2 separate regions of the Homo sapiens genome follow, and region 1 is linked to region 2. A link is an interaction called in ENCODE POLR2A ChIA-PET data of the cell type or tissue named here. Cell type or tissue: Panc1. All regions are shown on one strand. Links, peaks and the distances in the headings refer to the core of each region. The heading gives the core; the rest is flanking DNA. Region 1 overlaps PCCA (propionyl-CoA carboxylase subunit alpha). Region 2 overlaps ZIC5 (Zic family zinc finger 5).

Evidence for each region. Peaks named below come from ENCODE experiments on the same cell type or tissue, not always from the same donor. Only the 100,000 strongest peaks of a DNase experiment are listed, where the experiment ranks them.
Region 1: POLR2A ChIA-PET joins it to region 2 with 7 read pairs; 2 of 35 experiments call an interaction of 5 or more read pairs at or near these places.

The regions. Positions count from the first base shown.
Region 1 is chr13:100,269,383-100,285,555 of GRCh38, forward strand. It overlaps PCCA (propionyl-CoA carboxylase subunit alpha), which reads left to right. Exons shown (of 24, transcript NM_000282.4): 12 at 3,814-3,964. Among named protein-coding and RNA genes, the nearest start is that of PCCA, 190 kb to the left of the region's middle. In Panc1, for the core only: no CTCF peak of the experiment used is centred there; no DNase peak of the experiment used is centred there.
Region 2 is chr13:99,953,234-99,969,406 of GRCh38, forward strand. ZIC5 (Zic family zinc finger 5) reads right to left here. Exons shown (of 2, transcript NM_033132.5): 2 at 9,731-12,586. The coding sequence ends at 12,144. CLYBL-AS3 (CLYBL antisense RNA 3) reads right to left here and starts at 3,932. Exons shown (of 5, transcript NR_120421.1): 1 at 3,850-3,932. RefSeq lists enhancers at 3,012-3,987, 3,988-4,962. In Panc1, for the core only: no CTCF peak of the experiment used is centred there; no DNase peak of the experiment used is centred there; H3K27ac peaks cover 501 bases.

The DNA.
Region 1 (16,173 bases), core at 3,381-7,380, 310 kb after region 2:
CTTCACGGGATTTCTGAGATATATGCCTTCTAGACTTTCATGTTGGTGAAGGGTTCATAAAGTTGGTCCTGAATTTATCCTACCATGAAAGGCTTCTGGAGTGTGGTTCTTGGAAATTCCTTGAATTATCAGAGCCACTTTGGGTACTTCTCCAGGGCATCTTTCATGAGTTTGGTGTATGGGGCCTCATTTCTCATTTGATGCTAGGTTGCTATTTGTATATACTCTGGTATTCTCTTTGTTCTTAAAAATCCTCAGGTGAGTGTTCCTAGTAATTTTTAATTACCAGACGGTAAGAAGTATAGCTTATTGTAGCTTTAATCAGCAGAGCTAGCATATCTTGATATAATGCCTATATAGTTTCTGAAAATAGTAAGTGAGAATGTGAGTATATTTTTAATCCCGGAGTAATGGTAAAAATTCAACTCTATTTTAGTTACATTGGTTTTTAAAAATATGGCATGGTGTTATTAGTTTTAAAACATGGACCCCAAATCCTTTGCCATTTTTCTCTTTGAGCAGTGAGGGGAAGGATCATTGTTCCCTTTTCTTGATTCTGTGCTCTGTGAAGGCTTGACCCGTAGACTACTTAGAAGTGATGCTGTGCCAGTTTCCAGCCCAGGCCTTGGGAAACTGCCAGCTTCCGCTTCCTGTTCTCATGGGATGCTTGTGCTTACACACCAGCCAGTATGCTGTGAAGAACTGTGTAGCTTACATAAGATGTGGCCATCTAGTTCTCAAGGCCCAGGAACAGGATGTAAGAAGGGAGGAAGAAGAAAAGCCAAAGGGAATCCTCTTCCTGTGTCTTTAGGAAGATCCTGGAAGGTGCTGAAGCTAATTACTTGGTGTTGATCTGAAGTTAGACACTTAGCTAGGGAGACTTGTTAGTATCTTTTTCTTAAGAAACCATGTGCTGAGCTAGAACTAGTACTGTAGTACTGTAGTATGGAGGAAGGGGAAAAAGGATACCTGTGGAACAGTAAGAGTCTTCAACACACATGTCTTGCAATTTTCTGTTTCCTTGACTGATTATCAATTCCAATTCAATTAACACTCTGTTTTTAGTAAAAACCTACTCAAGTGTTACCTGGGATAGAAATCTTTCCCAGACTGGGAACCTTGAATCATAAAATGTGTTTGTTTTTTCTCTTTGTCTAGAAATACAAACTTTTCATAATGAATACCTTATCTACTTATTTAGAGAAAAAAAGGAAAATATACAGCAGTAGGAATCAAAATGAAAAAGCTAGAACTCATCATTAATACTGACCTGATATGTATTTGTACACTGTGAAATGTTAAAATAAATGGAATGTGTAGTTTTCAGTTCCTGGAGTAAGAATCGGCTGGGCATGGTGGCTCACACCTGTAATCTTAGCACTTTGGGAGGCTGAGGTGGGAGGATTGCTTGAGCCTAAGAGTTTGAGACCAGCCTGGACAACGTAGTGGGACCTCATCTTCACAAAAAAGTAAAAAATCAGCTGACTGTGGTGGCATATGCCTATAGTTCCAGCTACTTGGGAGGCTGAAGTGGGAGGATTGCTTAACCCCAGAGGTCGAGGTTGCAGTGAGCCGACATCATGCCACCAGATTCCAGCCTGGGTGACAGAGCAAGACCCTGTTCTCCCCCACCCCCCGAAAAATAAAAATAAAAAAAAGAATCTACTAATGTGCTTTGAGGGCAATGCTAGCTAGGGTCACTCATATCTCTGGATATCTAGCAGGGCTTTTGAAAAGGGCAAGGGCAAGATCAAATAGGAGAAAGATAGTTTCACAGAGCTGCACTGAGATTCTCCAGATGTTATGCTATTAATTGTTAGTTGGGGTTTTTTTTAGTTGCATTAATTTTGTCAGCCAGTTATTGTTGAAATGTCATCTATGTCTATACATTAGGTTAATGCAAACTATATTATAGATAATTCATAACACTTGAACCCATTGATTTATTGTAACTTCACCAAAAGGGAGACAGTAGGAAGTACACTTCCCACCTGTGAACTCTTCCCCCTCCCCCACCCCAATCCAACTTGAATATATTCAAGGCTCTGAGTCTAACTAGCAATCTATATGAAATAGAAATGTAATATGAATGTTAAAAGACACCGTGGGGTTGCATGCAGTTGAACCAAGAATGTGAGAAATAAGACAGTAAAATGACCAGATCCTTGGCCAGAAAATGGGGAAGGGGCATTACAGATTAAAAGAGTCTTAAGATACAAAAGCCAATCAAATGCAGTTTTGGACCTTATTTGGATCCTGATTCAAAGAAATCAGCTGTATAAAGATATTTATGAGATAGAGAAATTTGAATACCAAGTGGATATTAAATGCTTTTAAGGAGTTCTTGTTTTTTGTGTAGTTGTGTTACAAAAGGGTACTTTATCTCATAGAAACAGACATGTATGTTTTTAAAAGTGAAATGATACCTAATTTGGGATTTACTTTAAAAACAATAAAGGGTGGGCCTGGTAGAGAAGTGGGCAAGTAGCATAGATAAAGCCAGAGTGGCTATGTATTAATAATTGCTATATATTGGAGGCAGCTTCATGCAAGTTTTTTATACTATTCCATAATAAAGCTTTTATAGCATGTCATCTCAATCCTGCTCATTTGAGAATAATTTTAATCCACAAGTAGAAAAGTAGTTAATGTTTTGTTTCTCAGAGCCTTTCTTTCATAGAAGCAAAATCTGTGAAAATGCAAAGTGGTTTGATGATATTTTTTTCAGGGTTTGTTGAAGTCATTTTAGCTTAACTTGCCTGCTTGAAGGTGGGTTTGGTATCTTGAAGCCAAACGTGCAGGATTTAGTGGATGTATTGCTGATTCTTGTTATTTGTGGCAGTTATGTTCTCTAAAGTCACCTTGATTACTGAATTAGTGAACACTGAATAATTTCCCCTAGGGGAAATACAGGGTTAGGTTCCTGCGAGCCTTTGCTTATAACATTTTCCTCAGTGGATTAATACATAATTTTGTTTTTTGTGTATTTCTCATTTAATATCTGTGGTTGATTCATTAACAGTGAACTCACAATCCTGGCCAACAAGACTATAACACGTGCCTGAGTAAAGCTTATCCCACACACATTTTCTCCAGACAGTACTTCATGGCCTTCTTGCACATGGGAACCCCAGACAGCACCTAAGGACAATGCTTGATGGGCCATTTCACACCATGAAATGACACACACACACACACAAATGCAAAAAAAGTGACACTAAACAGACCTTGAAAAGGATGCTTGTTATAGTATGAGCATTGAAACGAGAAGGGAGAGCATCACCTTGTTCAGCCTTAGCATACTGGAGTCTCAAATTTTTCACCTCTCTGCACTTGTTCACAAAGGACCATGAAAGCGCCTTAAGTATTGATTTTGGGGTTACAAATAAATTTCAGCAAGTAGGCAGATTTGTAAATATGGACTACATGAGCAATGAGGATTGATTGTGTATGTTAGATACTAATAAGTTATTTTTCTCCCAGTTTTTGGCTCGAAGCAATTCTGAATATATATGTTAAATATTAGAAGTTGAAGAGTAGTTATATATTTTGTGAATGGATTGAAGTTGCAGAGTAATGTGAAAAGTTCAAATGTTTTATACAAATCTAAAGTTGACTTATTTGAGCATGTTATGCTTAATAATATAGTCAACATATATTATAAAACATATATAAAGCACAATATTTTGAATTCTTAAATTGGTATAGATGATCTATATCTGAGTAAACTTTAAGAAAATGTTTATGTAATGCACACAAAAGATAACTTGATTTTTGTCCGAAATGTAGACAAACATTTTTTTGTATATGTAGCATTTTTTTGGATGCGGAGACTCGAAGAGCGATGGGAGAACAAGCTGTAGCTCTTGCCAGAGCAGTAAAATATTCCTCTGCTGGGACCGTGGAGTTCCTTGTGGACTCTAAGAAGAATTTTTATTTCTTGGAAATGAATACAAGACTCCAGGTAACAACAACTGTTATTTATTCCTCTCCATGCCTCTGTACTTTACCCTTCCTTCTCCACCCTTTTTTGTTTTATAAATGTTAAAAAATTAACTCCATAAAGTGTTAAATAAAGATTTAGTTTTTATGCTTGTGCTAAGACATCTGTTAGGAATGACGGATAGTATCCCTCTAAAGTTCAATGTCTAGACCTCTGCTTTGTCACTGTTAATACTTTATGTTGGAAATACCACTTTGTTTTTTTCTTGAACCTTTCTAGATGAACTGTATTTGTCAGTGTGTATGTGCTGTTAAGAAAAATTACTCTAGATATTACAAATAGGAAGTGATACAGTGATTGCAAAATCTTTGGAAGGATGGAGGAAGGAAGGGTACCCAGAGTGAACTTCGGTGGTGACTCCCACTGCTGTACCACTCAGCCAGGCTCCCAGAGGAACCGGCACCTCTGCCACAGTGAGGACGTTGAGAATCAAGTGGCTGCCCTTGGAACTGTTGGCTTTGGGGGACATAACTTCCTTAGTTCTAACCAAATCTCAGGAAGCGACTGGCGTTGTAACCGGTGGCTTTATTTCCTTCCTTCTTCCCTTTTTTCTTTCATTTAAATTGTGAACTATACAGAAACATACATAGAACACAGGTGAATAATTGAATGTATTATTATAAAGCAAAAATCAATGTAAACATCAACTGGGCCTAGAAGTATTTACAAAACAGCCAGCTCTTTTTACACTAGCCTCATTTTCTTCTCCTTCTCAATGATTCTGATTCCCCCTCCATCTTCCCTAGAGCTGTCTCCTATCTGACTGACTTCTCAGAACCTTCAGTTTTCATATCATTCTTCCTTTGAATTACGCATACCTAAGCAGCATTATTACTTTTGTTTGTTTTTTAAAACTATATTAATGGGATCGTATAGTATTCGTTCTTTTGTGCCTGGCTTCTTTTTTCAGCATGGCATTTGTGAGATTTGTGCTATTTCATGGAACTCCTGTATGATACATTTTCTAAGAAAATGCCACTATTTCTTTATCTGTTAGATTTCTGTAGATAGTTTATTTCCAGTTTTATGGAATTTGTGTTAGTTTGCTAGGACTACCATAACAAATGATCATTAACTATAGCTTAACACAACAGAAATTTGTTCTCGTACACTTCAGGAGGCCAGAGTCTATCATGCAGGTTCCAGCCGAGTGGGTTCCTTCCTGGGGGGTTGGAGGGAGAATCCACTCCATGCCTCTCTCCTGGTTCTGGTGTTGCCGACAGTCCTTGGTGTTCCTTGGCTTTGGCAGCATAACTCTAATCCCTGCCTCAGTTGTCATATTGCCTTCTCTCTGTGCATCTCTGTGCCCAGGGTTCCCGTTTTCTGTAGGGACACTAGTCACATTGGATTCAGGACCCTTCCCATTTAGTACGGCCTCATCATACGTGATTTCCTCTGCCAAGATCCTGTTTTCAAGTAAGGTCACAGTCACAGGTTGTGAGTGGATGTGAATTTTGACACGACACTCTTCAGTCCAATTCACCATTCAAAAAACACATATGGCCTACAGAGATAAATAGATTAGTACTTGCCTAGGACTGGGGTGGGTGAGTGGGGGGATTATGGGCTGATGGCTAAGGGGTGGAATAGGACAGGAGAGACTGAGGAAGGCATACTTATGCCTGAAAACAGTGTCAACTCTTCTTCCGTTAGGCCCTTGGGGGAGGGGGTGGGGGGGGAGGGGGTGTTGAGTCACTGCAGGCATGAGCTGGGTCGAGCTTAAGCCTTCCTGCAGTGGTTTTCTCACGTGCACCAAGGGGCCGCTTGTGGGATTTCTGCATGCCTGCTTCATCCTGAGCTTGAGGGCTTGCCTCTGACCCTGTGCTTCATGGGAGCCGTGTCTTCATGCCTGTGCCTCTTTCCCAGAGGGAGACTCCTGTGGGCCCTGGTTAGCCCTACCATGGGTGCAGGAGGGCTGTTTTCTGTTCGCTGTGCCGTGGCGGTAGACCGTCCTTGTGTCCTTGAACTTTGAGGTGAGTTCAGTAGTGGCCCTGCTGCTCCCCAGCCGTGGGGAAGCTGATGTTCTGGGCTCCAGGTGGATTTCTGCCTCTTTCCTGATGGTTATCTTTTGCGTGCTATGGCTTTCTTCATGCTTTTACTCTCGACCTACCTGTTTGAAGACAGTTCACGTGTGCCTCTGTAAGCAGTGTATAATTTTTCAGCCCAGTTTGATATGTTTGTCTTGTATCTTGACCATTTGCTCCTTAGAAAGTTGACAGAAATGCTGGTATTTTTGAGTTTAAATTTCTAATTTTTAAAAATGTTTTCTTCTTGTCCAATCTCTGGCCTTTTTCCTTTTTTTTTCTTTCTTTTGCAGTATTTATCATTTAATTTTTTCCTGTACAAGTTTGGGGGTTATAAATACTGCTGATCTTTTGGTAGAACCTCTACATTACAACACACATCCTTAATTTATCAAAAACTGATAACAGTGTCTTTTCACCTGAGCTGCCAGACTGACAAGGGAGCTTAGAACATTTAAAGTCCGTTTACTGTCTCCTGACTTGGGTACAATTATCCCCCGAGGCCATTTCTCTTATTATTTTAGTCATCATTCATTCCATTCCTCCCACATATTTACCTTTCTTTGTCTTTGTTTCTGGTAGTTTCTTTTAGAGGTTTACTTGGGACAATCTCTTTTTGTTGACAGCCAATGACTTTATGTTGCCTTGTTCATGAAATGCGTTTTTACTCTTCTTAGACGTCTTGGCTGTGGGCCGTGGCTCACCCCTGTAATCCCAGTGCTTTGGGAGGCTGAGGTGGGAGGATCCCTTGAGCCCAGGAGTTCAAGATCAGTCTGGGTAACATAGTGAGAACTTGTCTGTACCAAAAAAAAAAAAAAAAAAAAAAAAAAAAAAATTAGAAATCTTAGTTTGGCCAGTATTTTTTTCAATTTATTGAAAATATTATTTCACTGTTTCTGGTGAGACTTCCCCACTCATTCTGCATTCTGCTTATTTGGACATAATTGATTTTTCCTTTTGGTAGCATTTATTAATTTCTGTTTTTGTTAGATTTCCTTTAACTTTTTGCTGATTCGTGTACATGTATACATGGAATTCATTGAATATTTTGTCTGTAGATTAATGTCTTTTAATTTTTTTTGGAAATTCTCCACCATTATTACTTCTGGAACAATCTCACATACACAGATGAATAAACCTATAACTTTCATTTTAGACCTCCTTAATATATCTCTTATGTTTCTTATGCTCTCTTTGATATTTTTCATCTTTTTTGGATAATTTCTTCTGTCTTTCTTACCTTCCCTTATGCTGTATTTAATTAATTAATCACCCATTGAGTTCCTGATTTCAATTGTTTATATTTCAGTTCTGAAATTTCTATTTGGTTCTTTTAAAAGTATGATTCATTGGTTTTTATCTTTTCTTGTCTCCTATTTGAATTTTCAATTTTGACTTTTATTTTTTGAACATAATTAACTTATTTGTTTTGTAGTACATGTCTGATAATGTTGACATGTGAAGTCTTATGACTACTTGTATTAACTGCTTTTTATGCTGTTTCTTGGTTCTGCTGTTGAGTTCCTGTTGGGCCTTGTTATTATACTGTCATATACAGTTATTTTAAAAATTGTTATTAATCAAAACCTAAGATGATGGATTCTTTCTTATAGAGATTTTTCAAATTTTTTTCTGCCACATGCCTATGGACAGTAGTATTTGTGACTACGGCAATCTAAGCTCAAAGTGTAAGGCTCCTTGAACTCCTGAGGGGATACACAGCCCGGTTGCAGTTCTAGAGAATGGTTGGTTTTATTCCAGTTCAGTCTTATCTTGAGGTTGCATTCCTTTATGGTGCCCACTAAAAGTGGGGGTAGTTTATCAAGGTTCTTTGATAAACTGATACTTTGGTGGCCTCTTATCTTCGTGGTTATGCTTTTGATTTGTTGATGCCACCAAAAGTATAGCTTATATTCATAGTCCTTTTTTCCTGGAATGGCAAATGACGTTAGGGCAAAAATGGTGTTGAGTGTTGGGTTTGCAAATCTGTGTTTTCATCTTGGTTTTGGCTGATCCCTTCCTATATTCTTACCCTGTGATGTTTTTAAGAAGACCTCCCCCATCTCCCATTCCCCACCAGTTGTTTTCTAGTCCCCAATAAGCCCAAGTTCCAAGCTGAGTGGCTTTAGAGGTACATTATGCCTATAGATTAAATAAGTTTGTGTCCTGACTCTCAACACCCCCCAAAAGCAGTGAGCGGGCAGTGGAATGACAGTCTGTGCCTCACTGCTATCTCACTTTTCCTTTCCAAATCTCATGCATTTGCACATCCAGAACCTCATGCAGTCACATGGAAACCTCAGCTGTAAGGGAGTCTGGGAATAGGCTTTTTAACCATCTGTATTCTGCAGTGTAAGAGTATACCCTAGAAGGAGTTTGGAGGGAAAGTTCAGTGCCAGCCCACCATTTTCACATGAATATAATCACCAAAATTTTAATCTGTAAGTTATATGTAAAAAGTTAAAAACATTGCTGTATTTTCATTGTAAAGTATAACTGTCAAATAATGTGGCTGATTTTCCTTAAGTATGGCAAAAGTGATCTATCTAGATGCATTTTGAGACTAGTATTGTAAATACTTGTAGCATTTTATAGGTAGTAGCTCAGTAGTTGTTGCTTAAAACTCATACTTCCTTTGAAATCACCTTTGTAGCCTATATTTTATTTTGTGACTATCTTTAGAAGTGACAGAATTTTGCCTTTTGAAGGTTAATTTGATTTTGATTAAAATGTATCTTTATAACTAAGTATGTCTAATTAGATTATTAGCTGGGAAATCATGTTTTTGGTTAAAGTGAAGACTTTATTTTGTCATAATGAGAAAAATAGCTTGTAATTTGATTCTGAAGACAATTTGAGACGACTGCAAAATATTTGTATTCTATTCTAGACCAAAGAGATCTGAGATTTTTTAATTGAGGTACTTATCAGTATTTATGGAATTGACAAATGGGCAGTTTGTTATTCTGTTCTTGTGTTATCTTTTTTTCCATTTGTTTCTGGCTCATTTATCTCAGGTTATAAGTTTGTTCAAGTTTGTACCATGGTTGTTTCTGGTATAAAACCCGATAGTTGATTTTTTTTTTTTTTTTAAACAGAGTCTCACTCTGTCACCAGGCTGGGGTGCAGTGGCGTGATCTCGGCCTGCAAACCTCCGCCTCCCGGGTTCAGGCAATTCTCCTGCCTTAGCCTCCAGAGTAGTTGGGACTATAGGTGCGTGCCACTACGCCCAGCTAATTTTTGTATTTTTAGTAGAGACAGGGTTTCACCACGTTGACCAGGATGGTCTCAGTTTCTTGACCTTGTGATCCACCTGCCTGGGCCTACCAAAGTGCTGGTATTACAGGCGTGAGCCTCCGTGCCCATCCTGTAGTTGATATTTTTATCGAATAATTCTATGCAGTTGGTCAAGACTATCTAAGTACCTATGTTTTGTGTATTGGATAGCTTGCTAGGAAATTATGTTCTATACCCTCAAAAAATTATAAAAATATTTCAAGAAAAAAAATCAAATTCACAAAGATTTTGTCATATTACCAGATCTAATATGACAAAAATTGTGAATCATTAACTCATAATGATATGAATCAGTGCTATAGAATGTCATGTCCATGTTCGGCCTGAAATTGCCCCACTTCTCACCGGTGGTCTGGGCCCCACACTGTGAGAAAATATTTCACTAATACCTGCGCTTAGCAAACGTCCCAAGGTCTCTGACTGATTAGAGCTCTTGTTCACGAACAGAGCTCTGATAGTACCTAATGCTGTTAAGCGTGCTATTTTAATAGCATTCTATGATATTTAACATCATACTTTGAGACATTTGTCTCCCATGTAGTGTTTAATCATATTTTTCTCTCTTGTGGTTTACTTCCAGTGACTGTGATCCTGTCAGTTACCAGAATAAGTTAATTTTAATTTTTTAGAATGTATCTGTGTGATAGGGGGTATTTGATGTGGAGGATATAATTAAATGGGAGCATGAACAAAGAATTTTGGACTTCATATGTGTTCAGAAAACTATTCTTACATATTCCAAAGATTTCTTTCTGATATTGTTTAAACAATCCAATTTGTTTTTTTTTGAGACGGAGTCTTGCTCTGTCACCAGGCTGGAGTGTAGTGGCACGATCTTGGCTCACTGCAGCCTCCACCTCCCAGATTCAAACAATTCTCCTGCCTCAGCCTCCGGAGTAGCTGGGACTACAGGCGCATACCACCACGCCTAGCTAATTTTTGTTTTTTTAGTAGAGATGGGGTTTTACCATGTTGGCCAGGATGGTCTCGATCTCTTGACCTCATGATCCACCTGCATCGACCTCCCAAAGTGCTGGGATTACAGGCATGAGCCACCGCGCCTGGCCCAAGTGTTCTTTTAATAGTAGACATTCTCTTTCAAATTTCTTTACTAACCTTAAATTATAATACTTAAGGCACATTCACCAAATTCTTTATCTCCCAAGATATATGTTATCTCTAATTAGTGTTTCAGTTTGAACTAGAGGGCTATAATTTTCTTTGTTCTTTTTTTATTTTCTTTGAAATTTCCTGATTGAACTTTCACTTTTTCCAGCTTCAGAACTGTGTTTTGTTTTTGTTTTTGTTTTTTTTTTTTTTGGTAACAGAAATGCATCTTCACTTTCTACATTTTCTTAAGAGTGAAATTTGAAATAACAATACAGTTTCTCCATAAAGAGATGCAACACTAAGAAAGTCACCGCGTTTGGTGCATTAATAGTTGGTTCCGTTGACTGGTTTTGTTCTCAATCTGGTCACAGTTTATGTAACTGAATTACCTTTGCTATCTTCACATATTTTTGCTTTATTTTTTTTAAGTCACTGGTTTTCTGTTGCTTAAAGATAAAATTTAAATGCTTTTGCATCACAACACAAGCTTTTTTTTTTGTAGCCCTGATTTTTCCCCCAGAGTCCTGTTTCTTGCCAGTGCCGATCTCTGTGTATGAATTGCAAGAGACTCCTTTCTTTTTCCTGAAGGTGCCTTTCAGTTTGACTTCTTTGTGCCTTGTATCATGCCACTCCCATTGCTTGGAATGTTCTCTGTTCACCTCTCACAGTGAACACTGAGCTATGTATCTACCTGCACACCCACACCACACACACCTGTCTCCCCTCTCTGACCATACTTCTCCCTCATCTCACCTCTCTCCACATTTGAAAGATGGACAGCTAGATGGAGAACTACTCTACGGACACTAGGATTTTGTTAAAATGCTATTTTATTGAAGTGTATTCTAGTAGTCCCCCTTATCCATAGTTTTCCTTTCCAAAGTTTCAGCTACACACAGGGTCTACTTCATTTCAAATATATTAAATGGAAAACTTTAGAAATAAACAATTCATAAGTGTTAGATTGTGCACTATCCTGAGTAGTGTGATGAAATCTCACACCATCCTGCTCCATCCTGCCTGGTACGTGGATCCTCTCTTTGTCTGGCATCTCCATGCTGTAGACACTCCCTCTCCATGAGTCACTTAGAAGCTACCTCACTGCAATGAGACATGATGGTGCCACTGCACTCCAGCCTGGACAGAGCGAGACCCTGTCTCTGAAAAACAAACAAACAAACAACAACAACAAGAAAAAACAGAAGGAAAAAAAAATCCGCCTCGGTGATCACATCGACTGTATGATACCTCAGTGCTTATGTTCAAGTCACCTCTACTTTATTTCATAATGGCCCCAGCATACAAGAGTAGTGTTGCTGGCAATTCACATATGCCAGAGAGAAGCCATAAAGTGCTTCCTTTAAGTGAAAAGGTGAAAGTTCTAGACTTAATAAGGAAAGAAAAGAGTCATGTGCTGAGGTTGCTAAGCTCTGCGGTAAGGATGAATCTTCCGTCGGTGGCATTGTGAAGAAGGAAAAGAAATTTGTGCTACTTTTGCTGTCAAAAGTCAAACTTCAAAAGTTATGGCCACAGTGCATGATAAGTGCTTAAGATGGAAAAGACATTAAATGTGTGTGTATAAGACATGAATAGAAAAGTGTTCTAATTGACAGCAATCATGTTCTATACTATCCACAGTTTCAGGCATTTGCTGGGGACCTAGGAACATGTCCCCCAAGGATAAGGGGGGACTACTATATATGCAATTTGCTGGGATAATTTTAGTTTCTTATTTTGTTGAATGGTAATACTCAGAATTTATAATACTTTGTTTAAAAAAATCTAGTGGTTCATAAGAGTCTACAATGGAAAAGTTACTCTCCATACCACACTTTTATCACAGCCATTTATTTTTCCTCTGTTGAAGCAACCTTTGTTTTTTTTAACATACTAATTTGGGAGTATTCCATGCCTAATTTAAAGCATTATCTTTTTCATTTTAATGACTTCTAATAACCTGTCATAGGGATGTAACAGTCATATAATTTCACCAGATCTCTATCGATAATTTTTCCAGTATTTTGCTATCCCAAATAATGCAATTATGAGTGACCCTTTATATCCACTTTGCACGTGCAGAAGTAGAATTGCTGGGAATATATGTGCTTTTATAAATTAGTTAAGTATTATCAGTTTACCTCTTAAATGAGAGCTTGTTTCTTCTCTCCCTGGCCAAAAGTGTTTTTTGCCTTTTGATCTTTGTGTGATAGTGAAAAATGGTATATTGTTTTCATTGTTTATCATGAATTTTTCTTTATAGATTCATTTATATTTCTGTGAATTGACTATTAGATCCTTTGCCCTTTGGGTTTTCTTATTGATGTGTAGGTATTTGCTTATTGTTGGGGGAAATTAGCCCTTTGTGATATTGTCAGAAAGGAGGGGCTTTGTGAATATTTTCATAGGGCTACAGGGCAGGTGCTTTCTGAGCAAAGACCCTGGCAGTTGTGAGAGGTGACAGCGTGCTGGCAGTCCTCAGAGCCCTCGCTCGCTCTCGGCGCCTCCTCTGCCTGGGCTCCAACTTTGGCGGCACTTGAGGAGCCTTCAGCCCACCGCTGCACTGTGGGAGCCCCTTTCTGGGCTGGCCAAGGCCAGAGCCGGCTCTCTCAGCTTGCAGGGAGGTGTGGAGGGAGAGGCGCAAGCTGGAACTGGGGCTGCGCTCGGCACTTGCGGGCCAGCTGGAGTTCCAGGTGGGCGTGGGCTTGGCGGGCCCCACACTCAGAGCAGCCGGGCAATGAGGGGCTTAGCACCCGGGCCAGCGGCTGTGGAGGTTGTACTGGGTCCCCCAGCAGTGCCAGCCCACCGTGCTGCACTATGGCTTGGCCCCAATATTTTCTCTCTGATGGGGAAAAATGGCCACCTGAGGGAAGTACAAATTACAATACTATCCTGCAGCTTGACCTTTTCTGTAAGAGGGAAGGCAAATGGAGTGGAATACCTTATGTCCAAGCTTTCTTTTCATTGAGGGAGAATACACAGCTATGCAAAGCTTGCAATTTACATCCCACAGGAGGACCTCTCAGCTCACCCCCATATCCTAGCCTCCCTATAGCTCCCCTTCCTATGAATGATAATCCTCCTCTAATCTCCCCCCGCCCAGAAGGAAATAAGCAAAGAAATCTCCAAAGGACCACAAAACCCTCCTGGCTATTGGTTATGTCCCCTTCAAGCTGTAGGGGGAGGGGAATTTGGCCCAACCCGGGTACATGTCCCCTTCTCCCTCTCTGATTTAAAGCAGATCAAGGCAGACCTGGGGAAGTTTTCAGATGATCCTGATAGGTACATAGATGTCCTACAAGGTCTAGGGCAAACCTTCGACCTCGCTTGGAGAGACGTCATGCTACTGTGAGATCAAACCTTGGCCTTTAATGTAAAGAATGCGGCTTTAGCTGCAGCCCAAGAGTTTGGAGATACCTGGTATCTTAGTCAAGTAAATGATAGAATGACAGCCGAAGAAAGGGACAAATTCCCTACCGGTCAGCAACCCATCCCCAGTATGGATCCCCACTGGGACCTTGACTCAGATCATGGGGACTGGAGTCATAAACATCTGTTGACCTGTATTCTAGAAGGACTAAGGAGAATTAGAAAAAAACCCATGAATTATTCAATGATGTCCGCCATAACTCAGGGAAAGGAAGAAAATCCTTCTGCCTTCCTCGAGCGGCTACGGGAGGCCTTAAGAAAATATACTCCCCTGTCACCCGAATCACTTGAGGGTCAATTGATTCTAAAAGATAAGTTTATTACCCAGTCAGCCACAGATATCAGGAGAAAGCTCGAAAAGCAATCCAGGGCCCTGAACAAAATCTAGAGGCATTATTAAACCTGGCAACCTCGGTGTTCTATAATAGGGACCAAGAGGAACAGGCCCAAAAGGAAAAGCGAGATCAGAGAAAGGCCGCAGCCTTAGTCATGGCCCTCAGACAAACAAACCTTGGTGGTTCAGAGAGGACAGAAAATGGAGCAGGCCAATCACCTGGTAGGGCTTGTTATCAGTGTGGTTTACTAGGACACTTTTAAAAAGATTGTCCAATGAGAAACAGGCTGCCGCCTCGTCCATGTCCACTATGCCGAGGCAATCACTGGAAGGTGCACTGCCCCAGAGGACGAAGATTCCCTGGGTCAGAAGCCCCCAACCAGATGATCCAACAACAGGACTGAGGGTGCCCGGGGCAAGCGCCAGCTCATGTCATCACCCTCACTGAGCCCCCGGTATGTTTAACTATTGAGGGCCAGGAAATTGACTTCCTCCTGGACACTGGCACGGCCTTCTCAGTGTTAATCTCCTGTCCTGGATGACTGTCCTCAAGGTCCCTTACCATCCGAGGAATCCTGGGACAGCCTGTAACCAGGTATTTCTCCCACCTCCTCAGTTGTAATTGGAAGACTTTGCTCTTTTCACATGCCTTTCTTGTTGTGCCTGAAAGTCCCACACCTTTATTAGGGAGGGATATATTAGCCAAGGCTGGAGCTATTATCTACATGAATATGAGAAACAAGTTACCCATTTGTTGTCCCCTACTTGAGGAGGGAATCAACCCTGAAGTCTGGGCATTGGAAGGACAATTTGGAAGGGCAAAAAATGCCTGCCCAGTCCAAATCAGGTTAAAAGATCCCACCACTTTTCCTTATCAAAGGCAATATCCCTTAAGGCCTGAAGCTCATAAAGGATTACAGAATATTGTTAAACATTTGAAAGCTCAAGGCTTAGTGAGGAAATGCAGCAGTCCCTGCAACACCCCAATTCTAGGAGTACAAAAACTGAACGGTCAGTGGAGACTAGTGGAAGATCTTAGACTCATCAATGAGGCAGTAATTCCACTATATCCAGTTGTACCCAACCCCTATACCCTGCTCTCTCAAGTACCAGAGGAAGCAGAATGGTTCACGGTTCTGGACCTCAAGGATGTCTTCTTCTATATTTCCCTGCACTCTGATTCCCAGTTCCTCTTTGCCTTTGAGGATCCCACAGACCACACATCCCAACTTAGGTGGACGGTCTTGCCCAAGGGTTTAGGGATAGCCCTCATCGGTTTGGTCAGGCCCTAGCCCAAGATCTAGGCCACTTCTCAAGTCCAGGCACTCTGGTCCTTCAATATGTGGATGATTTACTTTTGGCTACCAGTTCAGAAGCCTCGTGCCAGCAGGCTACTCTAGATCTCTTGAACTTTCTAGCTGATCAAGGGTACAAGGTGTCTAGGTCGAAGGCCCCAGCTTTGCCTACAGCAGGTTAAATATCTAGGCCTAATCTTAGCCAAAGGGACCAGGGCCCTCATCAAGGAACGAATACAGCCTATACTGGCTTATCCTTGCCCTCAGACATTAAAACAGTTGTGGGGGTTCCTTGGAATTACTGGCTTTGGCCGACTATGGATCCCCGGATACAGCGAGATAGCCAGGCCACTCTGTACGCTAATCAAGGACACCCAGAGGGCAAATACTCTGGTGGGAATCAGAGGCAGAAACAGCCTTCAAAACCTTAAAGCAGGCCCTAGTACAAGCTCCAGCTTTAAGCCTTCCCACAGTACAAAGCTTCTCTTTATACGTCACAGAGAGAGCCGGGATAGCTCTTGGAGTCCTTACTCAGACTCGTGGGACAACCCCACCACCAGTGGCATACCTAAGTAAGGAAATTGATGTAGTAGCAAAAGGCTGGCCTCACTGTTTAAGTGTAGTTGCAGCAGTGGCCGTCTTAGTGTCAGAGACTATCAAAATAATACAAGGAAAGGATCTCAC
Region 2 (16,173 bases), core at 8,049-12,048:
AGCGGTGGCCCAGCAGCGGCCAGGACTCACCCAGAAGTTTCTGTCAGGAACACAACAGACTCTTGCCCTAGGCCACAGTTTGTTCTAATGCGTGCTCTTTCGGGTCAGTTTACTTAAGAAACGACCAGAGCAGTCAAACCTTTGCCCTCGCCCCTTAAAGGGGACAAACATTGGCATAGTTCCTCCCATTCCAAGGCTCCCCTGGGCCCTCCCTGAAATGTCCCATACATGTCATTATCCGAAATCAGCCTGCTACAAACTCCAGGCTCCCGCTGCATGGGTTTTTATGTCAGTGCCAAACGTTCTTCTTTGCGCCAGGTCAGGAGGATGAAACTCATGACTGGTGACAAGACAAGCCCTCCCAGAGAGAGGAGGACAGTCTGTGGGCATGATCCTGTTAGTTTTCAGACTGATGAGTCCAGTGGCAAGGACCCTGGAAGGGTCCCATACGCCCTGCATGGGGAGTTCTCCTGAAAGGGCACAAGGAACACAGCACGGGGCTCCCACTGATCCAAGGAGGACCTCAGGTGGGACTGCCAAGGAGCCTGCACCCCAATAAAGGCAGAATCAGAACAGAGCCTGATTAATAAACAGAACCTAGTCAGATATGACTTAAAAGCTATTAGGACTTGGATTGGGAAGAAAGAGGCATAATATGAATATCACTAAGAAAACTTCGCAGTCAGTATCCAGATTTTCTAAATCAACCACTTCAACAAATTCTCTGCCAGCTCATAAAATGTCTCCTGACGTGCCTTCCTTTCTCTAAACGATGCTATTTTATTAAATGGTGTAGGAGCTGGGAGAGAGGGGAGGAGTAGAGAGACAAGTCATGGGTGAATATTTCAATTTTATTTTCATTGTAGCTTTTCTCAGTCTTGCTTCCTTCAACACTGTCCTAAATTTGGCTAGGTCTGATAATTTCCAAGGTGGGATTTAGACATGCTATAATTGTGTGTGTGTGTGTGTGTGTGTGTGTGTGTGTGTGCACCTGTCTGATCAATATATATTTAACATGCACAAGTATTCTGTACACTGGAGCAGAAATGTGCACAACAGACTCAAAGGAGTATTTGTGTTTATCATGTTAGGCTCCCAGGTATTTTTAAGAAAATCATACTTGGCTTTATGCTTTAAGATTTCCTTTTCCTGGTAATTCTTCCTGAAGCCTGACCATTGTAACTTCTTCAGCACAGACTCACTGGGGATGGGGGAACAGGAGTATGCAAAGTTACAAACCACTTTTTATATTTTAAAAGGTGCTTCTCCCAGATTGTTGACCGGCTGGTTGATGGTCCTTATCCGGATCAATTTCCTGTTTTTCAGGCTGACCCAGACTCTCAGACCATGGCGGGGTGAGCAGCAGCTGGGCAGCTCAGGGAGCTCTGTCATGCTGGGGACGGGGGCTGAAGGGAAACCTTTTTTTTTTTTAGGCTGAGTCTTGCCCTATCGCCCAGGCTGGAGTGCAGTGGCACCATCTCCGCTCACTGCAACCTCCGCCTCCCTAGCTCAAACGATTCTTCTGCCTCAGCCTCCCAAGTAGCTGGAATGACAGGCGCACACCACCAGGCCCAGCTAATTTTTGTATAGTTTGTACAGATGGGGTTTCACCATGTTGCCCAAGCTGGTGCTGACCTCAAGCGATCCTCCCGCCTCAGCTTCCCAAAGGGCTGGGATTACAGGCGTGAGCCACCGCGCGAGGCCAAGAAAGCCTATTTTCAAACAGGATCCTAGCTGCTCCTGCCTCTCTCATCCTTGTGTCCTGCAAGCAAAGGATACCTAGGACCCTGGGGTAGAGGCCAAATGACCCGGGAGTCAACTTTGAGAAAAGGAGGCTAGGGAGAGGAACAGAATGGGTGTCTGATGGTGAGACCTGAGGAAAGGTGGAAGCAAGAAGACTGGGGGAGTGAGACAGCTGCAGGCTTAGGACACCCTCCTGAGAGCCCAGAGCACTGTGGCGGCGTTGGCTCCCCAGACTGGGGGCCTCAGGAGAGCTCGCGACAGGCTCCCCAGCAAGCTAAGCTCCCACTCCCGGGAGTACAACCGCCCTCGCGCAGGTGTACGCCCAGACACAGCCATAGCCAGCGGCCTCCAGGTCTGGGGCTGTCCAGAGAGGCCTGGGGGCCACACCCCAGCCCTCTGCCTCCCCACCCCCGCTCCAGGACGGACCCTGTCTCACCACAGGGCCACAGAACCCTCTTCAGTCCCACCAGAGAACAAACACTCCAGACACTGATTCGATCTGTACTGAAACCACTGGTTAGAAAATCCACAAGGCAACCACCGCCTTCGCACATTCCCTACCTGCAAGTATTGACCCCGATCAGCCAGGCCTGGCCGCCAGAACCAAGGTAGAAACTCAGGACCCGGTCCTCAGAAGCTCACAGCCCCAGGGAGTCTAAGAGACTGACCTCAAGGATCCCCAGGAGCCACTGTTTCTTCTGGAAGCCCTCTGGAGGAGCGTTTTTCCCCACGGCCTTTCCTCGCCTCACAGTTGTTCACACTCTCCTGCTCCTGGGGGAACCCAGGCCGGCTCATCAATGACCCCTCGCCTCCCCGCCCTCCTCCATTTCCTGAGCTGGGATAGCCCCAGAAGTTGAGCGTTTCCTATGCTGGAAGGACTTCCAGCTTGGAGCGGAAATCGGGGCCGGGGCAAGGACGCAGGGGCGTGTCGCCCACGTTTCTGGCCCGGCTAGCCGCAACTCCTTGGATGTAAACGAGATTTGGCCGGCGCTGCGGCGTGTGGGGAAAGATGATTACACTCGAAAGGAATCACGACTCCTTGCGGAGCCATTACTCGTGCCGCTCCGCACGCGCAGGTTCTGGCCCGGCTTTCAGCAACTCCCCGCTCCTCGCTAACCACTCGCTCGTAATTTGTGGGCCGCAGTGGAGCTGCGCCCGGGGCTGCAGCCCCCCAATTAAAGCACTTTTGCAGCTCGGACACCCAGAGAGCTGCCTCCGCGCACGCCAGGCCGGCACCTCCTGCTCCCACTCCCCTCTCCGCCCAGCCGTGGGCAGCTGAAATGGATGTGATTTCACGCACTTCCTGCGCGCGCACACACACATGCACACATGGACATACACTTGCACACACGCACAACGCGCATTCCCCCTCCAATGCCGCCCGCACACGTGCGCGAGCCTGGACGTTCCCCTTTTGTGCTCGTTTTGCAGGCCCAGAGCTCCTGCTGCTGGTTTTCTCCTTTCTCTCCTTCATCGCCTCTTCCTTCGCCACTTTCCTTCTGGACCCTCCGGGCTGGCTCCTGCCCCTCTGCCCCGGTGGCGCTCTCGCCTATTCCTCCCGGGAGGAGCCGGGGCCGCAGAGGTGCGCCCTGCACGCCCAGCGAGGGCCGAGTTCTGGGACGGCTGGGACCAAAGGGCTGGCCTCCGGCCTGCGCCCTGTTTGTTTTCCTTTCGCCCCCTGAATACTAGATTGAGACGTAAAGATTACCCGGGCCGAATAATGCCGGGAGTCAACACTCGAGCAAACAAAAGTGCTTGCACAACTAGTCAACCCCGCTGGGACCCGGGCCGCGGGCTGGGGGAGAGAACGCGCTCCTCGCTGCTAATTACAAATAAATGATGATGTGCTCACTAAGTAATTGATTTAATGAAGTTCCTATGAAACTATTAAACCCGGGTGGAGGTCAGGCTGGAGGCGCCCCAGAGCGCCCATTGTGGGCTGTTTAACTCCACCAGGCTCCTCGGAAAGACATCGGGGCTAATAGGTGAAGTCACAGCTGCTCGCGCTGACTTCTCGGAGCGCCCGGCTGGCCGCGGGCACCCTCGCGCCCTCTTCTTGTAGCGCCCTTGTGCCCCGCCGCCCGCGCCCCGCGCCGGCCAGCTTACCCACGCCACTCCCAGCCCTGTCGCCAGCTCCCGAGGGCCTCTCCAAAGGGATCCCGGGTCTCGTTAAGAGCGGGAAGTTGAGCACTGAACTTGTGCTCACCGCCAGCAGTCGGCGGCGTGCACCGCCGCCCACCCCTCCCTCCTCACTCCACCCCCGCCACTTCGTGCAGGAACTCCAACCAGTGTGCCACGCAGGGTGCTCGCGAGCTCTTGGCAAGGTGCCTGGATCCCGAGCGTGTGCCCAGTGCACTGGCTGGGGCTGGGCTGGGGGGGTTGAATTGCGCGTGAGCGTGTGTGTGGGGGGGGTGGTAGGGAGGTGGGTGTATGCGTACGAGAGAGAGTGCGTTCCGGGCCAAAAGGCCATCTTTCTGCATCCGTTATCCTGGCCTGGGCCCTGTTCATGCAAAAAAGTAGAGGAGGTAGGGACAGCAGAGAAGAGGAATGAGGAAAGATGTGCAAAACAGATCACTCAGGTAGGCGGTTGGGCCTGGGAACTCCAGTCCTAGGCTGTGCGGGAGTGGGCTGCTCTGGCGCGGCCCTCTCTCGCTGCCCCACCGCCCACCTCTGCCCGCGTCCTGACCCGGCCAGGCGTTCCTTGGCCCCAGAGCGACGCCTCCAGCTGCCAATGGGGCGTAGGGCCCCAGGCCCGCATCTCAGGGCTGTCTGAATGCGAGCTCTCCGGCCACCCATTGCGCTCAGATTCCAGTCTCTGCAGGAAGGGTAGGGACTAGTTCTCCTGCAACATGGCTCTTGGTGGAAACATGACCCGCCCCTTATCCAAAAGGCCAGAGGGAGCCCTGAATGGACACATTTTAAGATGGAGAATCAGACATTGCAAATGGATCAAAAGCTAAGGGTGCTAACCACACACACACACACACACACACACACACACACACACACACACACGGGGGTGGGGGTGGGGAGGGCATTTTACTGCATCTCCCCCCACCTACAAGGGGTCGTGTGGTAAAAGAGAAGGCCCACATCCAGGTGAAACGCCACATAGGGAGACGGGGGCGCCTGTTGGGCTTCTGGCTGCAGAAATCAATCTGCCGGGATGCCCTGCCCCCTCTGCCCAGCCAAATCTTGTCTCTCTTCATCAAGAACTGATAGTTAACAGAGTTTCTCAGAGCATGCATTTCATTTATGCCACAGTCAGTTGGCAGTAAGCTTCATTCCTTTTTTTATGTTAGGAATTTTCAACTGCTGAAACCAATTTCCATTTGACTTTGAATCAAACACTTGCAATGGGGGGCAGGGGAAAGGGACATTTTGGCGTGGTTGTTGGCGACTTTAAAGAGAACTCCACTCCCGCCTGGATCTTTGGTCTCAAAGAGGGTCTCAACCTCTGACTTCGGGGAATATTGACAAAAATCAATTTGAGTCTTGCTTGAGGTCTCAGTTTCGCCATCTGTAAAATTGGATCTGGAGATCCTTGGCTGAGGTCCTTTGGGCTTTATTTGTTTGTGATCTGTGAAGGGGACCGTAGGGAGAGGTGGAAGTCAGTCAAGACGCCTGTTTGCACCAAGCTTTTGTCTTTCTTTGTAGAAGCGAGTCCCTTTGTAAAATAACGCCCCGCCAGCCTGCCTAATGGATTTGTGCAGAGCTAGAGTTTTCATTTTCCCCACGCAGGAACGACGAAAGAGAGGGGGTCTTCCAACCCAGCGAGTCCCGCTTGGCCCCGGTTTGCCAGCGGCGCTCTCCAAAATGTGCCAAAAGCTGTGCTTGGGGCACTCTCTCGACCCCGCCCCGGGCAGCTGTTCCCATTTTGTTCCCGCCTTCCCTCCCCTCACCGCAGTCCCTCGTATTCCTTTAACGCCTGCTGCTGACTGCATCCCTGCTGCCCTTAATGTAGGATGGGCACTTCTCTTCAGCCTCCAAATGAGAAGTGACATTTGCACTCGGCTCAGCCAACGCGTGAGCAGAGCGCGGGGGCACAGGCCCATTGACCGAGCGCGGCCGAGGGGCCGGCCGGCTGGGCAGCATCCGAAGCTGCCTTAATTAATACCATCTTAAATAGTCCAGCAGCCACCGAAGACAAAGTTGAAGAAAGACTTTAAGGCTGAGTGCCCCTCGACAAGCTCTTTTTCCCGTGTCATTCAATATTTAATGCGCCCGCTTGTAATGCTACTACTGGTGTTCCTTTCTCAGCAAGGACATTATTTTTTCACGGTGCCCATAGCCAGGGAAAGCCCTTTAGGCAAAGAAAATCAAAATGTTTGTTGTTTTGGATGACTTATAACTCTTGTTTAACACAAGCACTTTCAGGAAAGTATAACAGGCGCAGCCTCCAAAGCAAACAACACAATCCTTGTGACAGAGTCGGACACAAAAAGCACATTGTCTTGCGGACTACCCCTTTTCTCTGGTGCTAGATGGGGGCCTGTCTCCGAATGAACACCACGATGCCATTTCACTTTTGAACTATTGTTTTTGAGTTATGCCATGTGGTCAAAAGGAGCGAGAAGGGGGTTGTTTCCAGGCTCATAAGACAAACGAGTTGCCTTTTCAATGAAATCCCCCCGCGATCCTTGAAAACGGAGTTTAAATGTCACCTCCGCCTTTCTAATGGGCACAGGGCTGGAGGCGACCCTTCAAAGCGCCTCGGTGATGAACGACCCTTATTAAATATGGCCCGAGCTGCTGGGAAAGTCCCGCGCCCGGCCGCGCGCCCTAGAGCGCCCCTCGCCGGTGGGCCCTGGAGGAGCCGGGCCTCCGCTGCCACCGAGCGGAGTCCGGGCCCGCAGAGCCCCAGCCCGGACTGGCGAGGGGGTGCAGAGGGAAGAAGAGGGAAGCCTGGACGAGGGGGGGCGTTGTAATACAACTTCTTATCTGCCGACCCCAACACGCCCGTGCGCCCCCAGCCCCAGAGCCTCGGCGTGAAAGGTTGGTGCGTTTCCCCCCTGACTCTTTTTGTCCGCAGCCGAGTGGCGTCTGCGAGTCTGAGCTGCAAAGTTACTGATTTGCAGGCTGCATGTTAAGGCAGCCCATGTAAGTAATTTCTCTGGGCACCCCAGCAAAGGAGAACAAATCGCTGACAAAGGCGAGCGCTTTCGATTCAGCGGCGTCGTTAAGGCAACCCCAAAGTATTCCTCCTATAATAAGTTCCACTTCAAAGGGTTTCTCATTCAGCGGTGACTGCTTCGCACTTTTATTAAGTCCGGGCTTTTTCACTCGGAGGAATCATCTGTTTGGTTATTTTTCATCGTGTTTATTTTTCACCATTCACACAGTACTTGTATTAAATAAACAAAGAACAATCGCTCTGCAAATAAAAGTACTTAGGTGGGGAGGGAAGGAAGAGGAGCTGGGGCTCTGGCGCCCCTGCCCCTCTCCCCCACCCTTCGAACATCACCCACTCCCCACCCCGACTCTCCTCCGCTCCTATCCTCCTTTCTTCATTCTTTCTCTCCCCTTTCTCTCAAGCTAGGAGGTTCTATGGAAGAATCTTAAACGCTGAATATATATATATATGTATATATGTGTATATATATATGTATATATGTGTGTATATATGTATATATATGTATATATGTGTATATATGTATATATATGTATATATGTGTATATATATGTATATGTGTATATATGTATATATATGTGTATATATATGTGTATATATGTGTATATATATATAAAATTTCTGATGAGGTGCAAGTGGACTGAAGTAACTTGGCATGAAAGTAAAAAGGTCACTGCAGCTGTGTCTCATCGACTGTCTCGAATCACAGTGGCCCCTCTGCCGGCGACTCCCCTGGCCCTGCCCACTGCCACAGCGATCCTGACGCTCCGCGTGGATGGACCATAGAAGCAGTAGTTTGAATTTCCAAAAGAAAAAAAACATGGCTTTGAACTTCTCCCTGCCTGATTAGGCACTTGCAGTGTATGTTAATGTGTGCTCGGGGAGTGCGTGGGTGTAGGGCTGAGTTTTTGTCTACAGAGGGGAAGTGTACTGGGGTCCCCAGGGCAGTTTCACCTAGGGTCCCCTGCCGGCCTGCCTGTGCCTCCAGACCTGGAAGGCTTCCGTGGCTGGGCATCCTGTTTTGCTACACTGTGGGTGGACTGGCAGGCCAGGAGTGATGTGAGGGGATGAAAGTGCCATTAATAATAAGCGGCTGGGTTGTTTTGTTTGCCTTGTGATCAGCCTTCTTTTCTGCTGGCTTAAGGTGATCACTTGAGAAACCAGATGTCTCCCCTGCCCCCTCCCCAGGAGCTGGATTTCCTAACCCAACTGGGATTTAAAAATACTAGTGGCCAGCACCTCTTGTCCCATTTCATAGACAGACAGAGAGATGACAGATGATAGATTACTGGGTGGGTAAAACCACAATGGTCTCCAAAACCTTCCCCAAAGTGGAAGAGATCACTTATGAGAGTGTAACATGTTTGCAGATAGTTGGGCCTCCTCTTTTCCTGTCCCCAGTGTTATGATGCTTGTGTGGCCATCTCCAACTCCTTAAGAGAATATAATTCCCACCCTCAAACTCTATGGAGTTTAGATTTTAGGACCATTAGCTTTACCAAGAGCATCCTGAATGGGGAAAATATATATACATAAATTTCAAATAATTGTGTGTTTGAAGATTCTCCTAGCCTGCAAAACAAAGGTAGATGATTTAAACAGTATTTGCAAGGGCCACGTTTTGCCTAGGGAAGATGAAGTCTTTGATGATAGCCAACTTAGTGTCAATAAGTGGCTTTCTTTGAGACATATTCAGATGGGAACGTCTTGCTTGCCAATTGCCATAGAAATCTTAACACACCATGAAGATTGTCCGAGCGCCAAGCCTTCCGTTCTGGACTAAATTACTTTGAAGTGGCGCAGTACGAGCAGTGGTCAATTTTAACTCTATAGACTGGACAGAGAATGCTGGGAGTGGGAGATTGTGCGTTTTAAAGCAGAAAATAAGAAGGGGAAACTTGTTTTATACACTCTATACAAGGTTCTGCTCATTGTCAGATATCTTTTATCTTTTATATTTCCCATGAATGATTCATGTCTTGGTGGCTTTGTGTCACCCTTCTTTTCACAAGAAACTTCATTAGAGAGCTATAAGTTTTCCCATTGATTGGGGCCCTCATTTATGAGTGTTTTTCTCCTTCGTGTGCTGGTTATTGTCATCTGAGTTAAAACAACTCTTTGCAACCTGTTTCACCTTTACTACATTTAACAAACCTGACTTTTAAAAGCCACTATAACCTTTCAGAGAAATGCTTATTGACATTACTAGCAGTTGCTTTTAACTATCTGACTTTTATCAGTTTTGTATCTGCTAACAAAAACACAAGCAAACATCCAGCCTTGTAAATGTGCATAGCCAAACACCTGCATTTAAGCCACTTGAATATTTTGCTGCCATGCAAGAATCTAATTGTTCAACACACCTGGCCCAAAATGCTGAGCTTAAATTACCAATAGCCACTCAACTTCCAGAACAAACTACAGTAAAATTGCATCTTGATCTCCCACGCCATAAGAGGCATTTGATGCCCACTACTCAATTTCATTCAATACCTATCTCAGCCCCTGACTGATTTTGCTTTCACCTTCTTTTTGTCTAGAAGCCTCACCGTCCCTTCCTCCACATTTTCTTTATTCTTTTTTTTCCTTTTGGAGGCTGGGCACCAAAGAAATGCTAAAATTCACTTTTTGGCTTTTCACTGATTAGAATCAATCAGGATATTACTTATTTTAACAAATAAATGCAGTAACCCAAAAGATTTATGCTACTGTAAGTATAACCTGCAAGGCTTAGTCTTCATAAATATCTGTGTTTCCTAGATAAGCTTGTAAGTTGTTAAGTTAAACCAGGCTGCAAAAATATTGTATTGCTTGGGGAGAGGCTGAGAAATCAAGAGACCAAGGGAAGACATTCACTCCATTAGCAACCTGTTCTATTTGTATGAGAGATATGCCATTATGTAAAACATAAGCAATAATAACAAGAATACCTTTATTAAATTTGTTACTTCATAATCATTCTTGCTTGCTCTCTATTGGAGGTACACATTTTTTTTTATTTTAGGTGTATCAAGAACCAATAAATCTGTGGCAAAGAGTTAACCTATGCATGGTAAAATACATAAAATACATATTCCTTTGTTTCATAATAAATAAACCTGTAGCATAATAAAGAATAGTGCAAACTACCATTGAAAAAGTTGTATAAATAAAACAACTCATTATACATCAGGAATATTTTGTTCTAATAAGTTTACGATACATAAATTATCCCCCCAAAAGTTCATACCTTTTCTATTTGAAAGGGCTTTGAAAGTGAATAATATGAAAATCAAATAAACTTTTAAAATGTAAAATTATCTCATATTCAAGTTTTAAGGTCTTTTTCTTTATAAAGGAGGGTCTGCATGTTTCATATTCATCACAACAATCTGAAGACAACATTGAAAGGCTTTCCAAGTGACAGCACCATGCACTGTACTAGTAATATAATATATCTATAAACTATATATAATCTTATCAACACAATGCAAAAAAGACATGCAGGAAGAGTCTTGGTTTTCACATTACGTTGTTCATTCAAGTAAGCTTAAAAATATATTTTTCCATTTTCTTTCCTTTTTTTTTTAAATAAACCATGGATCATAAATGACAATCTTTCACCAAAATGTATAATATAATTCTTTGGTGTGCTTTGAACTCTTCCAGGAAAGAAAAAAAAAAAGGATGATGTCTGAAAATAAATTAATTCAACTGTACAAATAATAGTGTTCACATACAAGTTATTAACAATGACAAGACTACATCAACCACTCACAGCACACAAAACAAATTTCTACAAACCCTGGGGAGGGGGTGTCTTCGGGGTCTCTAAGGATAAATTAGTGCTCTTTAGTGTATCTGTAGGATGTTTCTGATGGACTACATTTTGCACAGGAGATGTGTTGTACCAACCGAAAATAAATCGACTAAGAGTTATTGTCCTAGGTCCTTGACCTTTTTTATCCTAGCTTGACAGCTCTGGCAAAGGTCACACATTCATCAGTGTTTGGTGGTAACTATAAACCTTTTAAAAATTTTTAATATGTATGGCAACTCCCTCCCCTCTTTTAATGTAAATCATACACTTCACACACTGTCATTTTCAAATGGATTCCAGTTTGGTGTGCTCAGTGCTCAGGTGGAAGAAAATGCATTAAAATGCAGTTTCAGGCATTGAAAAATAGACTTTTTAAAAGGCTGATACAACAGTATAAAAGAGGTGTTGGCCTGTTTTAAAAACAACAGCTTTCCAAAAAAATAGGCATGATGCCATCATCACACCTCCTCAAGACTTGACTGTGAATGTTGGCATCCCAAAGAACTTAGGATCGAAAACAGAATCTCTTTATTACACAAGAAGTTTGGACACAGTTAGGAGGCAGTATCTGAGAATTCAGATAAAAAAAAAAAAACATATAGGAAAAAGAAAGCACTTGAATTTCTTCTATTTTATAAAATATCACAGTTTCACAGTTGTCTTTTGCAGCAGCTTTTCTTCTCTCCACTTTTGCTTGAACAATCACAGTAGCACAAGATATGGAGATATATTAAGGTTGCTGCATCTTTTTTTAAAATCACACAGTAGGATACTGAAGAAATAATCCTGTATAAAAATATTGTATTAAGCTAAGATCAGTAATAAAAGAGTGGAAATTAAAAATTACAAATATTAAACTCAAAGGGTTTTTACAAATGTTTTTGGACACAGGTACGGAACAGGATCTGTTGGCAATGCAGCAGGTGTGTGGTTTACAATCAAGAGGCCTTGGCAGAATTAGGGTCCAACAAGGAGGCTCAAAAGCAGCCCATGGTATGGTGTCAAAGGCATTTGAGAGGCACTCTGGGAAATGCAGAGGGCCTTGGTGCTGTGTTAAGTTCTGACTTAATGCTCTTTTTCTCCCCCTTTTAAAAAAAATAATATATATATATATGTATATATATATATATATATATATTGCATCGGCAGTGTGTATCGCCATTAACTAATCTCTCCATTCATTTTCCTTGGTACAATTTGCCCCCAGCCCCATCCTCCTGCAATGTACAAGTCCAGCTTGGTTGTTTTTTGTTTGTTTTTTAAGAAAAAAAAAAAAAAAAGCCCAAATATCTTAATTAAATTAATTAAATGTACAAACACCATAGGGTTTCATACTGAATAAATAGGGCTAATTAGACCCGGTGGCAAGTCTGAGTCACGGGTTTGTCTCAGGCTCGGCATTGTCTCAGGTTAGGATGTGGTCCAAGGACTCCCACTTATTATTTCACTTATTATTATTAATAATAAATTCTAATGTATCGTCCGCACAACTTCAGGGTTCCCGTAAATTTCCTCATCTTCAGTCTCAGAGGTGGTTCCGTTGCTGGAAGGGGTGTGGAGGTGGCTGGGGGCCCCACTGGCCTGGCAAACGTACCACTCATTGAGGTTGGTCACCTGAGGGGACAGAGTGCTGGAGTGACTCCTGGCTGGGTCCAGCACAGGGGACAAGGGGGCGCCCACTGGAGTCCCCACTGATGAGTAACCAAGGGGTCCTGGAGAAGGTGGCGGGGACTTGCAGTGAATCTTCATGTGCTTCCTCAGGGAGCTTGGGTGAGTGTAGGATTTGTCACAGCCTCGAATCTTGCAGTAGTAGGGCTTGTCACTGGTGTGGACATGGGAATGTTTCTTCCGATCACTGCTATTGGCAAACTTCCTGTCACAGCCATCAAATTCACATTTGAAAGGCTTTTCCCCTGCAAGGAAACACAGGAAAGGTCAACAATGGCTTTCCAAGACCCCTCTCTTGACAGAAATCTTGAAGCAGAACCAAGGTTGTGTTTTTCCTATTCTCCCAGAGACCAACTCCCAGCCTAATTCTTCTTCCTAATTCACAAAAGGGAAGGGATGCTTCAGGGATGGGCCTGGATTCTGCTGACCTGGTGGCTTTGCCTGGACCTGGGCTCCTGAGAGGCTGTCAGGCCCTGCAGTCCCAGAGGGATCAGGGTGAGATCCCTAGTGCTGAGCTAAGGGCCAGAATGTAACACTGAAACCCACCTGGGACCCGCAGACCCCCTCCCCCGACAGACACACTCCCCTCAGGGTCTGTACACTCAAAAACACAAGCAGGAGATCCTCCTGTCAAAATAAACACAAAATGATACTTCCAAAGCCACAGGCGGAAGTAAGCGTATAAGAAAAAGAGAAAAAAGCAAACACATACACTAAATTAAAAGTAAACTGGGGGGTACAGTCAAATTATAATAATGGCATTTCCTTTCAGTGTTCTCCAGGATTTCATTGAAGGAGAGGGGCATCAGGAGAGAACGTGGAGATGGGAAAGGGAAAGAGGTAAAACAAAACAATGTTTTTCTTTAGAAATAGAGGCACCTGTGAAACATACTCCCACCACTCGATTTTTACAGGGCTAGCTGGGCAGAGAACAGGCTGTTGACCTCTGCATTCTACAGCTTTCCTCACTACTTGCAGGGCAGTTAAGAGCACAGCAGATCGAGCTTTAACATACATTAATAAAGACCACAAGCCTTAGCAGAACCTACCTTTACTTTATGCCATAAGTATACTTACTCTCACAGCTCCCTACATTGCTTACTAGTCAAAAAGACCTTAAAAAAATTTAAAAAGGCCAGGGTCTTTTGGCTGTCACCTCCTTAAGCTGGCCTAACCACCCCACAAACACGCCTTTAAACACAAGGCCTCTAGTCCAGGAAATGGAAATACTTAATAAGACAACTAGAGAAATTCAGCCACACTACATTTTGGTGTTAAACAGCAAGAAAAGGAAGACAGCAGGTAACAGTCTAACTGAATTTTCCCTCTCCCCTTGGTATCTCTGAACTTGATAGAGTTGAGTCCATAATTAAACAAGTCATTTCATACATATTATTGAATTAATATTTTCCTCTTTTAGGTAAATAATTTAAAAATAAAGTTGAATTTCTCATATTTCAGCAGCTACTCTGGTGATACACTAGGTATGACATTTTCTTTTGTTTTGGATAACTTGTTTTCAAAAACAAACTGTTAAGCCTCAGCTTAGTGTACATACATTTCTGTGGTGACTTTTCTTACACCCTCTGCAGATATTTTACTGTAGTGAGTTTTTAAAAAATATTTCGCCAACGATAACTGCTTCCATGGCAGAGTATGCTAGCACATCTGAGAGTATTCAGGCAGATGCCTGGAATTTAACTTTCCCTACCTGGAAATACTGTTTAAAAACAGAATTAGACATTATTCAAATATGCCTCCTACAGTGATGTATAAAGAGAGAAAAAACAACCCCATGATAATCACAACCTCGAAAAATTCTCTGTAGATGAGCTTTAACAAAAACAAAGCTAATCCCTTTTTATCAAAACATCAGTGATTTGTCCTGATTTCTACATTACACTTTAAGTCGTAGATAAGACCAAGTTAACATCATATTCTTTTTAAGAAATTAAAATCAGCCTTTCTTCAATATGGAGGCGTAATTACATGGGTTTACTCATCCACCCTACGCGAAGGTGCAATGCTGTTTTTGAGCATGGTCGTTTCTGTTCAACCTACATATCCCGGGTTGTGAAGAAACGCTTTGAACACTGCTAACTCCTCCACTGCACATGAAAAAGGGGAACAATTAGACTCAGGAAAGGGACAGATGTCGTGGAAGGAAAGGTAGAACATTAGAGTTAAATAAAGGAAGAGGTGCACGGAGAAAACAGAAGAAAACAAGGCAAGGGCGATGGAAAGGCCTGTGTTGTTCAGGGGGCCTAAGGGGAATAAGCAAATTCTACCTAACTAGAAAGGCTGAGAGACCTCAGTGTTTACATTTAAGATTCTGATAGACGAGTCACGTCAGAATTTAACTATTTACAGAGTTTGAGAGCCTGGAGCCTGTGGGAAAGTAAGGAACTACTTGCGGACCCCGCCAGCTCCTAGCAGCTCCCTCTCCCGAGAGAGCGCGAGTCGGGCCCGCGGGACGGTTATAAACGGGACTGGGGGCACGTGGGTCAGGAAAGGGGCCTTCGGAAGTGGCCCGGGGATTAGTCCCTTTGATCAATCCGTTCCGGGATCCCGGATAACCCCCAAAAGGGAGAGCGGCGTGGCAGGGAGGGAAAGAAGTCCGGATGGGCCCTCTCAGAACACAATGTCCAATAGCTGAGCGGCCCAGGGACCGCCAGAAACACCAAGCGCGGGTTGGAGTCTGAACCCGAGGCGCCTGCGTCCCTCCCGCAGGGACCCCCACGCTCCACCGGGTGGGGCCCACGCGGCCGCCGGGAGGGGGCAGGAAATGCAACCGTCCGCGAGACGCAGAGCCAAAAACCCAAATGACCGCGGGTCCCCTCGCCGCCTGGGGTCCCCCGCGCCCCCCCCGACCCCACGCACGCGCGCGTGCCCCGGGAAGCCACCGGGGACAGTGCGCAGGGCGTGGCCTGTCCCGCCGGGGGCCCGGATCGGCTTCTGCGCCCGCAGCTCCCGGCAGCCGCCTAGGGAAGGCCGCTCCCCTCGCGAGGCCTGGGCAGGCGGGAAGGGCCCTAGGCCGCGCGCGGCCCCGCGCTTGGGAGTTCCCTTTCGGGGCCGGGCTGGGGAGCGGCTTCACGGTCCCTGGATCCTGCCCTGCCGAGAAGTGCTGGGCACAGGAGCGAGCAGCCGGCTTAGCGGGCCAGGGCGTTTTTACGAGAGCCTCCTGGGAAGTTTCTTCCTGGAAAAATCATTAAGGCGGACTGATCCCGATTAGAGAGAAAAGGGGCTCCTGGGAAAACGTGCTCCCCACCGGCCATCAGGCGGCCCGCAGGAGCCAAGCCAAGGCTCCCGCCTCGGGCCACCCCGACGCTGCTGCCCCCGCAGAGCCCCGAGCGCCCCCGGCCCGAGCGTGGGACCCGGCGGCTACCTCCTGGCCGCAGCAGCGCCGATAAATCTGCCAAGTGATTACTGAACGTAAACTCCAGTTACTTAAGTGTCCTCCGAGGGGTAATCGTATCTGTCCCTATAAATCCCGACTGCGTTCGCGCTCATCAGCGCTTCCGCCCGACGCGCTGGTCCGCTCAAAGGGGGCACACGACCCACAGGAGCCATCCACCGCCTCGCGCCGCAGCCGCCCTCCTCAGCGCTGTGGGATCCCCAGAGGCAGGGCTTGAGGTGGGGTGGGAGGGTCCCCACGACGCCGGTGGCTCCCCACCAATTCCACGACAGGGTAGGCCTCACCGATGGTGGGAGGCTCGGGTCCTCCTACAACTAGAACCTTCTCTAGAAAGGCAGATGTCAACTCCAGCACCCTCCAGGGCGAGTGTGATACTGCGTGTGAGAGGGCGCGTGGGGCGTGTAAATGATGTGAGTG